2 separate regions of the Homo sapiens genome follow, and region 1 is linked to region 2. The links are chromatin contacts, found by Hi-C or POLR2A ChIA-PET in ENCODE. All regions are on one chromosome and are shown on one strand. Each heading gives the region's core, a stretch centred on a gene start or an enhancer-like site at or near the end of the contact. The rest is flanking DNA. Distances are from core to core; before and after follow the strand shown.

Region 1 (5,233 bases), core at 2,005-4,504, 100 kb before region 2:
GTCATCCAGGTAGATGTCTCTCTGAATTGGTAGAAGTAGATAGCATTTTCCATCAACAGATTGAGAGCTAAGGCATAGAGTTGTTAAATGACTTAGAGAAAATCAAACATGATAGGAATCCAGGCCTTTATGCCACGTCTTCTAATTCAAATTCTTACTTTACGGAAGAGCACTTGCCCCTTAGTGAGGAGAGGTAACTTCCACCTGTGTTGTTGCTGCCGGTCACGTGTGACTTACATTGTCTGAACCTCAATTTCTTTACCTGAAAAATGGGAATAATAATCCCTGACTACTCACAGGATTATTGTGAGGACAAAAGAGATTGTTCACTTGAAAGAATTTGTTCTAGTGTAATTTTTTTTTTTTTTTTTTTGAGATGGAATCTCGCTCTGTCACCCAGGCTGGAGTGTGGTGGCACGATCTTGGCTCACTGCAGCCTCCACTTCCTGGGTTCAAGTGATTCTCCTGCCTCAGCCTCCCGAGTAGCTGGGATTACAGGCACCCACCTCCACGCCTGGCTAATTTTTGTATTTTTAGTAGAGATGGGGTTTCACTGTGTTGGTCAGGCTGGTCTTGAACTCCTGACCTTGTGATCTGCCCACCGTGCCTGGCCCCTAGTGTAATTTTCTGTTCACCTTCTACTTGAAGTTTATACCTTTAGGCCTTCTGTTAAGAGGCAGCATTATTAGTAGTCCAACCGAGACTCTTAGAGGGACCTCCATGACCGAGTAACTAATTTTTTCTCTCTTTTCTTTTTTCTTTTTTTTTTTTTTTGAGACAGAGTCTTGCTTTGTTGCCCAGGCTCTCTGGGGTGTGGTGGCACTATCTCAGCTCACTGAAGCTTTGACTTCCTGGTCTCAAGGGATCCTCCCACTTCAGCCTCCCAAGTAGCTGGGACTACAGCTAATTTTTAAATTTTTTGTAGAGACGAGGCCTCCCTGTGTTTCCCAGACTGGTCTCAAACTCCTAGCCTTAAGCCATCTGCTGGCCTCGGCCTCCCCAACTATAGGGATTATAGGTGTGAGCCACCGCACCCGGCCCTGTGTAGCTGATTTCTAGCACAAAGTCCCACAGTTAAAATGTGTTTGTTTTTCTCAAACCCCACCTTATTTCATAAAAGATTTAAAGGTCATCATCCTAACTTCTGTCTGAACTTTACCCAGCCTTCTATCCCAGACTTTCCTTTCAGCCATTCTGCTCTTAGGTAGGAATTTGTTACTTGATATTTGATTTTCTTTCTGTTTGACTTTGTAAATTTCTGCCAGGTGCGCCATTTATATGATACTGGCGAAACAAAAGATATTCACCTGGAAATGGAGAGCCTGGTGAATTCCCGAACCACCCCCAAATTGACTCGCAATGGTGAGTTCTGGTGGTGGCTTTTTAAAATGCAGGCAGCCCCTTCAGAGAAGTCTATACTCATTCCCTGAGCCACAAGGTGCGGTCCGAGGCAGTGGCCGAAGTACTGTCTGAGACAGTGGCTCTCAACCCAGGGTGATTTTGCCCTCCAGGGGATACTTGGTAGTTGTCTGGGGACATTTTTGATGGTCATGATTGGGGGTGGGCAGGAGCCAGGGATGCTGCTGAACATCCCGCAGTGCACGAGACAGGCCTCCACCACACGGAATTACCTTGGCCTGAGGTGTTACGAGAGCACAGAGAGAAACCAGGTACAGACGCGGGGCAGAGGGGAGAGAGGGAGAGAGTGTGAGAGCTAAGGTTTCGGGAGAAGACTTTGTGGAAAAAGTCTTTGGCTGGGTCCTGCAACATAGCCAGGATTCAGTGACAGGTGAGGACCACTCCAGATTTTGTATGTATTGAAGGCCCTGAATACTTTTTTGAAAGAGAATGACATGAGTACACCTGGTCAGCCACACGTGAGAGGGGTTGGAGGAGGGAAGTACCAGAGGCAGGGAGACCAGGTAGAAAGACCTCGCCATAGTCAGGCTGAAGGTGGTGGAGGCCCAGATCTGGGCCTGATGCTGGGGATGAAGAAGGGAGGAGGCAGTGGAGGAGACCTCAGACTTTGGGCCAGGTGCAACTGGGTCCCAGGCCAAGCTTTGCTGCTGGTGAATTGTGCGGCCTCGAAGAGGTGATTGAATAGCTCTGAACTTCGATTTCCTTGTCTGTGAAGTGGGGGCAGCAGTGTCTACCTCACATTGTGATCATGAGTGCCGGGCCTGTGGTGGATGGTCATTGCCATTGTTGGTTATGTGAGAGAGAATGGTAAGGAGGTGAAGTCGATGGGCAGGGGCAATTGATCACCTTGTGGGGCAAGAGGTAGGTGTTTGTAGATGGTGCTACATCAGCGTAGGCAAGGCAGAGGGAGGGCTGAGAGGGTTGAGAGGTTTGAGTCATTTGGACATTGTGAATTTGACGTGCCATTGGGATGCCAGGGTGGATGTGAGGACCAGCAGGCAGTTGGAAACATTTGCATTTTTCTCCACTGGAGCGTCTTCTCTTTGAAAGCAGAGAGTGTATCTTTATTCACTGTTTTTATTTTAGAGCATGGAATATTGAAGTTGCCTGTTACATATTGGATGGTTGGATATACACATAGGAGACAGATCTGAGTAAAAGCTCATTTCTGAGCCAAGAGATGGCACCAGAAGGTGGTTTTATGTGTTATCGCAGAATACATTTTCATGGCGAAAAACCTAAATGAAACAGGATTTTCATGATACTTGGTTTTTAGCTTATGTTCACAAATTACTAAATGACTTAGTACAAACTTCAGTTGCCCTCGGTAAGGGAACAGACTTTCTTGGATATAAATAGTTCATAGATTCTTTTGAATGGCCGATATCAGAGCTCTTCTGATGTGATTAATAATAGGATTTTTAAAGAGGCTGTTCGGGTTTTAGAAGACGTTTCAATGAACTGTAAAAAGCATCCCAGCACATGTGTTTGCCTATTCAGTTTCTCAGGGTTGAGAATTCATAGTACAAGGTGCCAAGCTCTGTTCGGGGACTGTCTGGTCTGGGGCCCCAGGGTTGTCAGCGGAGCCCTGCAGGGCTTCTTCTCTTGGCAAGTTATACAGTGCCTTGGAAGTGCAAGGGCGAGGCCTGGGTGCTTTGGGTTGAACGTGCCACCCTATAGAATGGAGCCTTTTCTCCTCTCCTCTTCCCAGTGTTACTTTGGAGGGGGTAGGCTTCCTCAGCTAGGTGCCAGCGACTGTCCGGGAACTCAGAGCTGCTGTAAGCCAGGCTGGCCACACAGTAGGTGGCGCTCCTCCACCTCAGTGCCGTGGGGACAGCAGGTTGTGGCTGTCAGGCTGTGGTCCCTCAGGGTACTGGGGGGTGGACGTTGACCTTAGAGTCTGGATAAACTAGTAGTTTCTTTTCTTAGAATTCGCTGTCATGATACCATTTGCATAACCTTGTTCCTCACTGTTTTCTTTGCATGGAAACTAGTGTTGACTGTTTCGTCCCTACCCTCAGTAATTTTTCAAAGGGGACATGTGTCCTACAAAGAGGATTCTCTGTCAGCATTACCAGGTGACCACACCTCCAATAATACTGTGTTTTGTTGTTTTAGAGTCTGTAGCTCGTTCAAGCAAACTGCTGGGTTGGTGCCAGAGGCAGACAGATGGCTATGCAGGGGTAAACGTGACAGATCTCACCATGTCCTGGAAAAGTGGCTTGGCCCTTTGTGCAATTATCCATAGATACCGCCCTGACCTGATGTAAGTTGTGATCAAACTTTGTGTTTTTTTATACTCCTCAAGGATCTCAGACCACTCTGCTATCAAGTAACATTTTGTCCTTTTTCCTAGAATGAGGTACATAGTAAGATACTTTCTCTAGAAGGCAGTGATTTTGATTTCACTATATTTGAAACTCTGTATGTCATGTATTATATAGCTCAACCCAGGAATGATTTTTATTTTTGTTTTTTTCCAATTTTTTTTTTTGTGCTCCTATAGCTGAGTTTTAAAAATCACAACACTCATAAGTCAAAAACTGGTTTTGACACCCACCTGGGCCTGTTAGCTTCCCACAAAGGAAAACTGTTTATTGGCCCCGGTTGAACTCTTCATTTCGGCCAGCTGTCTCTCAAATTCTATGGGTCACAAGGGAAACCTGGCTAGAACATTTGGCCAGCTCAAGGCAAATGTGTCACTACTAACAAAGCAAAACATCATGAACAGTTGACCAATTTATGATGGTTCATTGGTATTTTCTCTGTGTTAAAGACTGCGTTTTTTACAGACATACTCTGTTGTCCTACCCACCTATCCCAGTGACATCTCCTTTGGCCATTCTCCACTCACCTGTCTACAGAATCAGAGTTCTAGGGTGACCCCAGGTCAGCTGCGGGGACCAGCACACCCAGGTTCCCCCATCGGCATTTGTTACCACGGAAGCCAAACCGAAGGATTCAGAAGCAGAGCATGTTGCATTATTTTGGTTTCCTGTCCTTTTCATCATTAGGTCCACTTAAGGGGCCAATTTCTGTTTGTTTTGTTTAATGATTGCTTAAGGAATCCTACAAGATATAGTTGCTATTTATATGATGGTTATAAACTGACAAGGCAAGAGCTGGTAAAAATAGCCTTGTGCAGTGTGGATTACAAATGGGGATTTCTGGTGTGCTTGGATGGAGGTAAGTGACCTCTGGTGCTCCTGTCACTTAGCTCACCCAGAAGTTGATAGCAAGTAAGTAAAAATAGGGCTTATTCACTCCTGCCAAAGAAAGGGGGTAGGGCAAGGAAGAGCAGCTTGGGAAAGATTGTGATCAGTGGCAGAGGATGGGCAGGTGAGTCAGCTCTGTTCCAAAGGGAACAGGCAGAAGTGGTTGAGGGAGCCTAGCAGGTGGGGGTGGAGGGGCGCCTGGAGAAGGTTAGGGGACCGTCTTCTAGGAAGGCAAAGCAGCACAGGGACAGCGCGGCACTGTTCAGCAGCAGTGAGGTCATAGTTTCAGAGGCTGAACCTATGGTGAGGAGGAGTTTGAGAAAATGGAAAATGCTGTGGGATCCTAGATTAACACAGAATTAAGGGCTGCTGGGTTAACCTGAAGTCATGTAAAGAAGAATGCGATCAGTCTTCTGAAAAGCAAGAGGCTTAAACCCAGTAGGAAATGGCCATTAATCTAAATAGGAAACTTAGCAATGGAAAAATTTTTTGAGGAGGATTTTGGAATTTCCCCTCCAGGAGAAGGCTAAGATTGATCAGAGCTGATTTAGTACCTTAACAGCTTGTCAGGTCTAAGGGCCATGGTGGGTGATAGTCCC
Region 2 (5,680 bases), core at 598-3,097:
CTGTCCAGAAGCTGCCATCTCTCTCCCATGCACATCCGGGAGATAACGCCGCTAGTGGCCGCCACAGCGCTGATTCTCCACCTGTTCTCACGTGAGGCAAAGGTCTCCTTTTCTTTTCTCTTTACTTAAAAAAGGGGAGAGGAGGGTTTCTAGATTCCATCTTCAAACCCCAGTCGTCCCATAAAATTGGACGTGGGAAAAGACCTTCACTGCCTGCGTGGCCTTTCCCAGACCTCTCCTCGAATGCCACAAAACCGGTCCAGCCCCGGCAGAGCCGCCTTCGGCCCTTGTAGCTCCTGCTGGCCCCACAACAGGGAAACAGTTTGCAAAGTGGCTTGGAAGGAGTGTGGCCTAGGGATCTGCTGTAAGTGGCCAGACGTAGCAGGAGAGCCCAGTGTCACCTTCTGGTCCTGGTCAGCCTTAACACTGTGGCATCCTCCACAGCACACACGGCAGCCTGCAGTCTGGAAGGTGGACCCGAGCCTTTGCAGAGAGGCGCCGCAGAGCCGCAGGCCTGCGCCCCAGCCTTCTGCTCCCGACTGTGAGGACACCCAGTTCTAGTAGAGCACTTTTTTTAAAGCTCCCATTTTGTAACCACTAGTTTGCGGTTGACTTGAGTACTCTGGTGACTTCCTGCGTCAAGCGTTCTCAAGCTGTGAGAATGTGCGCAGCTCCAGGCAGGTTTTCTCTCGGAGAGTTAAGTCTTCCCTTGAAGGCAGGGAAGCAGGATGGATACACATATATCACACGCATAAAACACCAGGTGCGGGAGCAGCCCAGACTCAAGGCTGACTAAACTGGAGGCTGAATACCGTGGAGGTCCACATGCAGCTTCCCTGGAGGGCAGGCCGGAGGCGCTCCCGCCCCTGGGCTTGAGGATGCTGCACCCCGTGGGCTTCCAGGCCTGCCCAGATGATGCCTTCAGGCCTCTGTCCCTGGCGGCCATCCTCAGGCCGATTTTGACCAGCAATGATAGACTCTTCTTAACCCTTTCAAAATAAATTTTTCAGTGGGACAGAAAGGAGAGTTAAAAAACATTTTTTTAAAGGTGGTAACATCTGACCCACAAAGGGAATGGGTCTGTTTTATGCAAAATAAAAGTTTTTCAAATAAATAGTGTGTTTCTTAAGTCATTTTACTGTATTTTTCAGGTGGATGGTGTAGGTGCAAGGTATGACGCATCTAGCTCGTGCCTGGGTGCGTGCAAGACGGTTTAAAGAATACATGGTTTTTTTTAAGTTCGTGCTTTTTTTTAGTCCTCCATAATATCCTGGCTCAGCCACAACTGCTGTCACTTGAGTAAATGTCTTAGGCAGCCAAGTTTGAGAAGCAGCCACTCTTCAGACGAAGCCCCAGTAGCTTCTGGAAGGGAAGTGTGCTCTTTGAATTGGAGATACTCTGAGTCAGGGTGATGCTGTGGTCCTGGCAGCCCTCCTTCCAGCCCTGCCTGGCTCTGTCCTGCAGCACAGCTGACCCGGGAGTCCATGGCATGGGGTCTGCAGCACCCACGCCTAAACCTTTCAGATGTTTCAACGATCTCGAGGTCATTCAGTGCGTAGGGTCACTGCTCGTTAGCCTGAAAATTGTCCCCAGGAGATTACAGGGAACAGTCCTGGCCAGCTCCTCTTTCTTTGTTCTAAGAAGCCTCCGAGGCACGCCCCAGCTGTCTCTCTAACCCCTCCCTCGGTGTGTTGCATTGTTGGGAGCACGGCTGACCCTGTGACCATCCAGGGGCGCCATGCAGGGAGGGAAAGACCGCAGCAGCTCTGTGCACGTGAGCCACACCGCCTACAGGCAGCTAGAAGCCACTCAGTGGAAGCTGGCTCCCAGTCCTTCCAGCTGCGTTCCCAGCTATTCCAGAACAAAGAAAGGCCTGGCTGGGACAAATGTGGGCGTGTCAGGTAGAACAGAGGACAAAAATGGATGAGCAGCTCAAAGTGCATATCCTGTGGCCCTAGAGGACATCCCGTACAAGGAGAGCTGGGTCACTTGCCTGTTGGGAAAGGAAATGGGGCTTGGTAGTCACCTGACCCCCAGGCTCTTGTTCCTCAGAAGGGCTTGCTTGTCAGAGCTGCACCAGGCAGCCTTGGGCTGCAGTTCACAGCCACCTCAGGTGGCAGGAAATGATAAGTATTGCTTTAGGGAGGACACCAGAAAGGAAGGCTGCTGGGCCAGGCCAGAGCCACTGTCAGAAGCACACAAAAAGGCCACACGCCGTGGCGCACGCCTGTAATCCCAGCACTTCTGGAGACCGAGGCATGAGGGTCACCTGAGGTCAGGAGTTCAAGACCAGCCTGGCCAATATGGCGAAACCACGTCTCTACTAAAAATACAAAAATTAGCTGGGTGTGGTGGCACACTGGAGAGCCTGAGGCAAGAGAATTGCTTGAACCTGGGAGGTGGAGGTTGCAGTGAGCCAAGATTGTGCCACTGCACCCTGGGTGACAGTGAGACTCTGTCAAAAAAAAAAAAAAAAAAGTATAGGCTCTATCATTTTTAAATTTTAAAAACTATTTTAAAACAAAAAACAAGAAGCTCTTCTTTCATGAACCACCACATCTTTAACAGCTCCAAAGTCCCTCCTGAACCCTGAATCCTCACATAGTCCCATCTTAAGAATCAGCCAAAAATGAAGGGACAAGACATGCCATTTTATTCCATTTTATAAGCTGGCCACACTGGCCCACGTGCTAGACCCTCCCCTCTTCGTGTCCCCTGCTCGGATGACCTCCCCAGTGATGCCCAGTGAGGAGGGTGAGGCCATACCACCCAAACACTGGCCGGGGGCCGGAGCCTCCTGCCGCACACAGCACAGGAGCCTATGAGACCAGGCCCGTGGCCCTCCCAACAGCCTGTGGCTGCTCAGCTTCACCAGGAGCTTTTTCAGCAGCCTCTTCGTGTGCCCCCTGCCCCAAGGTCTTCCTGCAGCGGGGGCTTTGCCGGGGAAGGCAGAGGAGTCCAGTTGCTGTGGGTAGGCCACATGTGCCACAGCCACACTGCCAGAGAAGCCACCTACTGCCAGGACGGAGGAGGAAGACAGTCCCTGTGCTGCACACACAGCCCCTTTTCATGCCCCCGCGGCGTCCGAGCCACAGAGTGCACATCCAGTACTGGAGCAGGCTGTTTCCAGCCGTGGGGCCCAGGGTGGGGCCAGGGTGGGGTGGCTCAGGACTAGGTGGATGGGGCTGAGGGCCTCCCTGGACAGTCAACACCTGAACCGTGGTGAGGCTGCCAGTATTGAGTGGTCCCCAAAGTAGCCAGGGATAGCATCCTCCAGACGCGTAGGTGCGTGTGGAGCTACCTCGCGCAGCTGTGTGACACGAGACTGACTGAAGCTGCTGGTGTCTGCCCACCCACAAGAGGGCGGCAGGGAGCACAAGTTAGGTGAGCACCAGCTCGGTGTCCTGGCGGGATGTGTTCCTGTCTCTTCCCCCGACGTCAGCCTGGTCACAGCACTCACCCGGCCGGCGCCTCGCATTCCTCCCACCGACTTGGGACTGCTGACCAACTTAGGATGGGGGAGCACGTGGGAAGGCTGGAGGTTCCGGAGTCGGGCCCCGTGTAGATGCACAGATGCCTCCTGATGGGAGAACCCTAGGAGGACTCGGGAGGCAGCCCCCTGCAGCTCGAGGCCAGCCTCCCTGTTTCACGAACTTGCTGGGCCCCCGTGGAGTCCGTGTTCCCAGAGGGTTCAGCCGGCCCCATTGCCCCAGCCACCCCTCCACCCAGGCAGCAGGTCAGAGCTGGTGTCCCAGCAGCAGCTCCAGGGACAGGCCACGGGTCCCTGGGTCTTCACAAGGCCATCGTCAAGGATGAGGGATTTGTCCAGATGGGTGCTGGAGTGTCAGCGTTGAGGGGCTGCTCAACCCACAGGCACCCGGCCCAGCAGGCGAGAGGAGCCTCTCAGTGGTCAGCCCCCATGAGTGTCCAGGGCCTGCCTTTCTTTTCTTTTTTCTTTTTTCTTTTTTTTTTTTTTGAGACAGAGTTTTGCTCTTGTTGCCCAGGCTGGAGTGCAATGGCGCGATCTCGGCTCACCACAACCTCCGCCTCCCAAGTTCAAGTGATTCTCCTGCCTCAGCCTCCTGAGTAGCTGGGATTACAGGCACACGCCACCATGCCCGGCTAATTTTGTATTTTTAGTAGAGATGCGGTTTCTCCATGTTGGTCAGGCTGATCTCGAACTCCCGACCTCAGGTGATCCGCCCACCTCAGCCTCCCAGAGTGCTGGGATTACAGGCGTGAGCCACTGCGCCCGGCCCAGGGCCTGCCCCTCTAGCCCCCGGTTGTCTCCCCGGCAGAGTGGCTGCCAGGTCTTTCTCGGGAGAAAAGGAGAGAGAGGCACCTGGCAGCCAGCAGCTCCCTTTCCCCAGTGGGTCTCACTTCTTTTAAAAATGTTTTTAGAGAATTAAATACCTTTCAAAAATGTATCTCGGACCAAACTTGTTCCCTCGGGGGGCTGGGATGCCTTCCACCCGGAGGCCCCAGCACAGGGACCACCTGCCCAGCCAGACCGCCTCAGCAGGCAGCTCCTGCAGGTCCCGACTCTCTCGGCTCCTCCATGGCCAGTCATTCCCGCCCGTCCCCTGCGCTCTGTGTCTGTAGCTGCTAAGTTGCCGCTGCTGGCTGGTAAGAGAATTCTTCCTGTCCTTCCCCTGGTGTGGCCATGTATTTTGACAAGAAAAGACAAGCAGGAAATTGTCTTTTTCCCCAAGCTTCTTGCCCACGTCAAGGGCAGGCCTGCTCCACCAGCATCTGCCAATGCTTTGTTATCTCGGAGCAATCGCGTGCAGCTAATGGGAGGGGTCTCTGCTGTTGGAGAGGGTGGGATGGGAGGAGTCTCAGAATCAAGATCCAGGCAAGATCAGGGATAAAAAATTGGAAACCCACTTATTTCAAGCCAGGATTGTGATAAGAAGGACTTTGGTGAACAGCCCTAGGGTGAGGCCCACAAGCAGAAGCAATCGGATGGCACCAAAGACAGCACCGGCCCCCAGAACCCTGCAGAGCCTTGAGTAAGCGGGGAAGGCTTGCTGGCCTTCCCAGGCATGAGCATCCTATCCCTGGCCCCAGGGAGGGGGTAGTCTCTGCTCCCACCAGGTCAAGGTTTGGAGGAGGGTGAAGAACTTCGTGCATGAGACAAGGGGCATCAGAACAAGGTCCACCCCCAGCCTCCTCCCCCTAGCACCATCCTTTCCTCCTCCCTGGAGAGTCCTCCAAGGCCCCGGGGAGAACTAAAGCACAGCCACGCTCTTGGCAAGGCACCATGGCAGCAGAGCACGTAGGCGTAAGCACATGCAGTAGAGAGATTTGGTGTAGAGAAATAGAGATTAAGTAGGGCTAAGGCAGCTATAAACGTCATAGTTTTAGATGCATTTTCAGGTGCCAAAGAATTGCCCTTGGCTTTGAGAGCTGGACGGTGAGCTCAGCTGGGGCTGGGAGCCGGTGGCACCGTGTAGTACTGAAGCTTTCCCACACAGGGCCCAGGGGTGGCAGCGCCCCATCCAGGGAAGTCCCCTGGGTGGATCCGCCATTCAAAACTTTCCTGTCCTTTTCCTCCACGCCAGCGGAGATACAGGCTAAGACTCCCTAATGCAGGATTTCCTTTGAGCATCATGTCGGCAAAGATTCCAAAATCTGAAAAATTGAAACACCTCTGGTCCCAAGCATTCTAGATAAAGGG

What was found. Hi-C counts contacts between places; a loop is a spot of excess contacts on that map. ChIA-PET counts read pairs that join two places held with the same protein, here RNA polymerase II (POLR2A). Pooled maps may share reads with other maps.
Region 1: a pooled map shows a loop between it and region 2 (3-fold over the local background). The contact joins two enhancer-like sites. A Hi-C loop is called at or near these places in 3 of 50 pooled maps. POLR2A ChIA-PET finds 5 or more read pairs at or near these places in 3 of 52 experiments (HEK293, T-cell and WTC11).

What each region holds. Positions count from the first base shown.
Region 1 is chr22:17,889,937-17,895,169 of GRCh38, reverse strand. It overlaps MICAL3 (microtubule associated monooxygenase, calponin and LIM domain containing 3), which reads left to right. Exons shown (of 32, transcript NM_015241.3): 11 at 1,266-1,362; 12 at 3,538-3,685. Among named protein-coding and RNA genes, the nearest start is that of MIR648, 88 kb to the left of the region's middle. Within about 2 kb of position 3,254, at least 13 of the 41 ENCODE cell types and tissues checked have a DNase peak (open chromatin) inside an H3K27ac peak, as active enhancers do.
Region 2 is chr22:17,783,083-17,788,762 of GRCh38, reverse strand. MICAL3 (microtubule associated monooxygenase, calponin and LIM domain containing 3) reads left to right here. Exons shown (of 32, transcript NM_015241.3): 32 at 1-1,114. Among named protein-coding and RNA genes, the nearest start is that of LINC00528, 8.6 kb to the right of the region's middle. RefSeq lists a silencer at 30-242 and enhancers at 2,101-2,150, 3,401-3,510, 671-3,852. Within about 2 kb of position 1,847, at least 18 of the 41 ENCODE cell types and tissues checked have a DNase peak (open chromatin) inside an H3K27ac peak, as active enhancers do.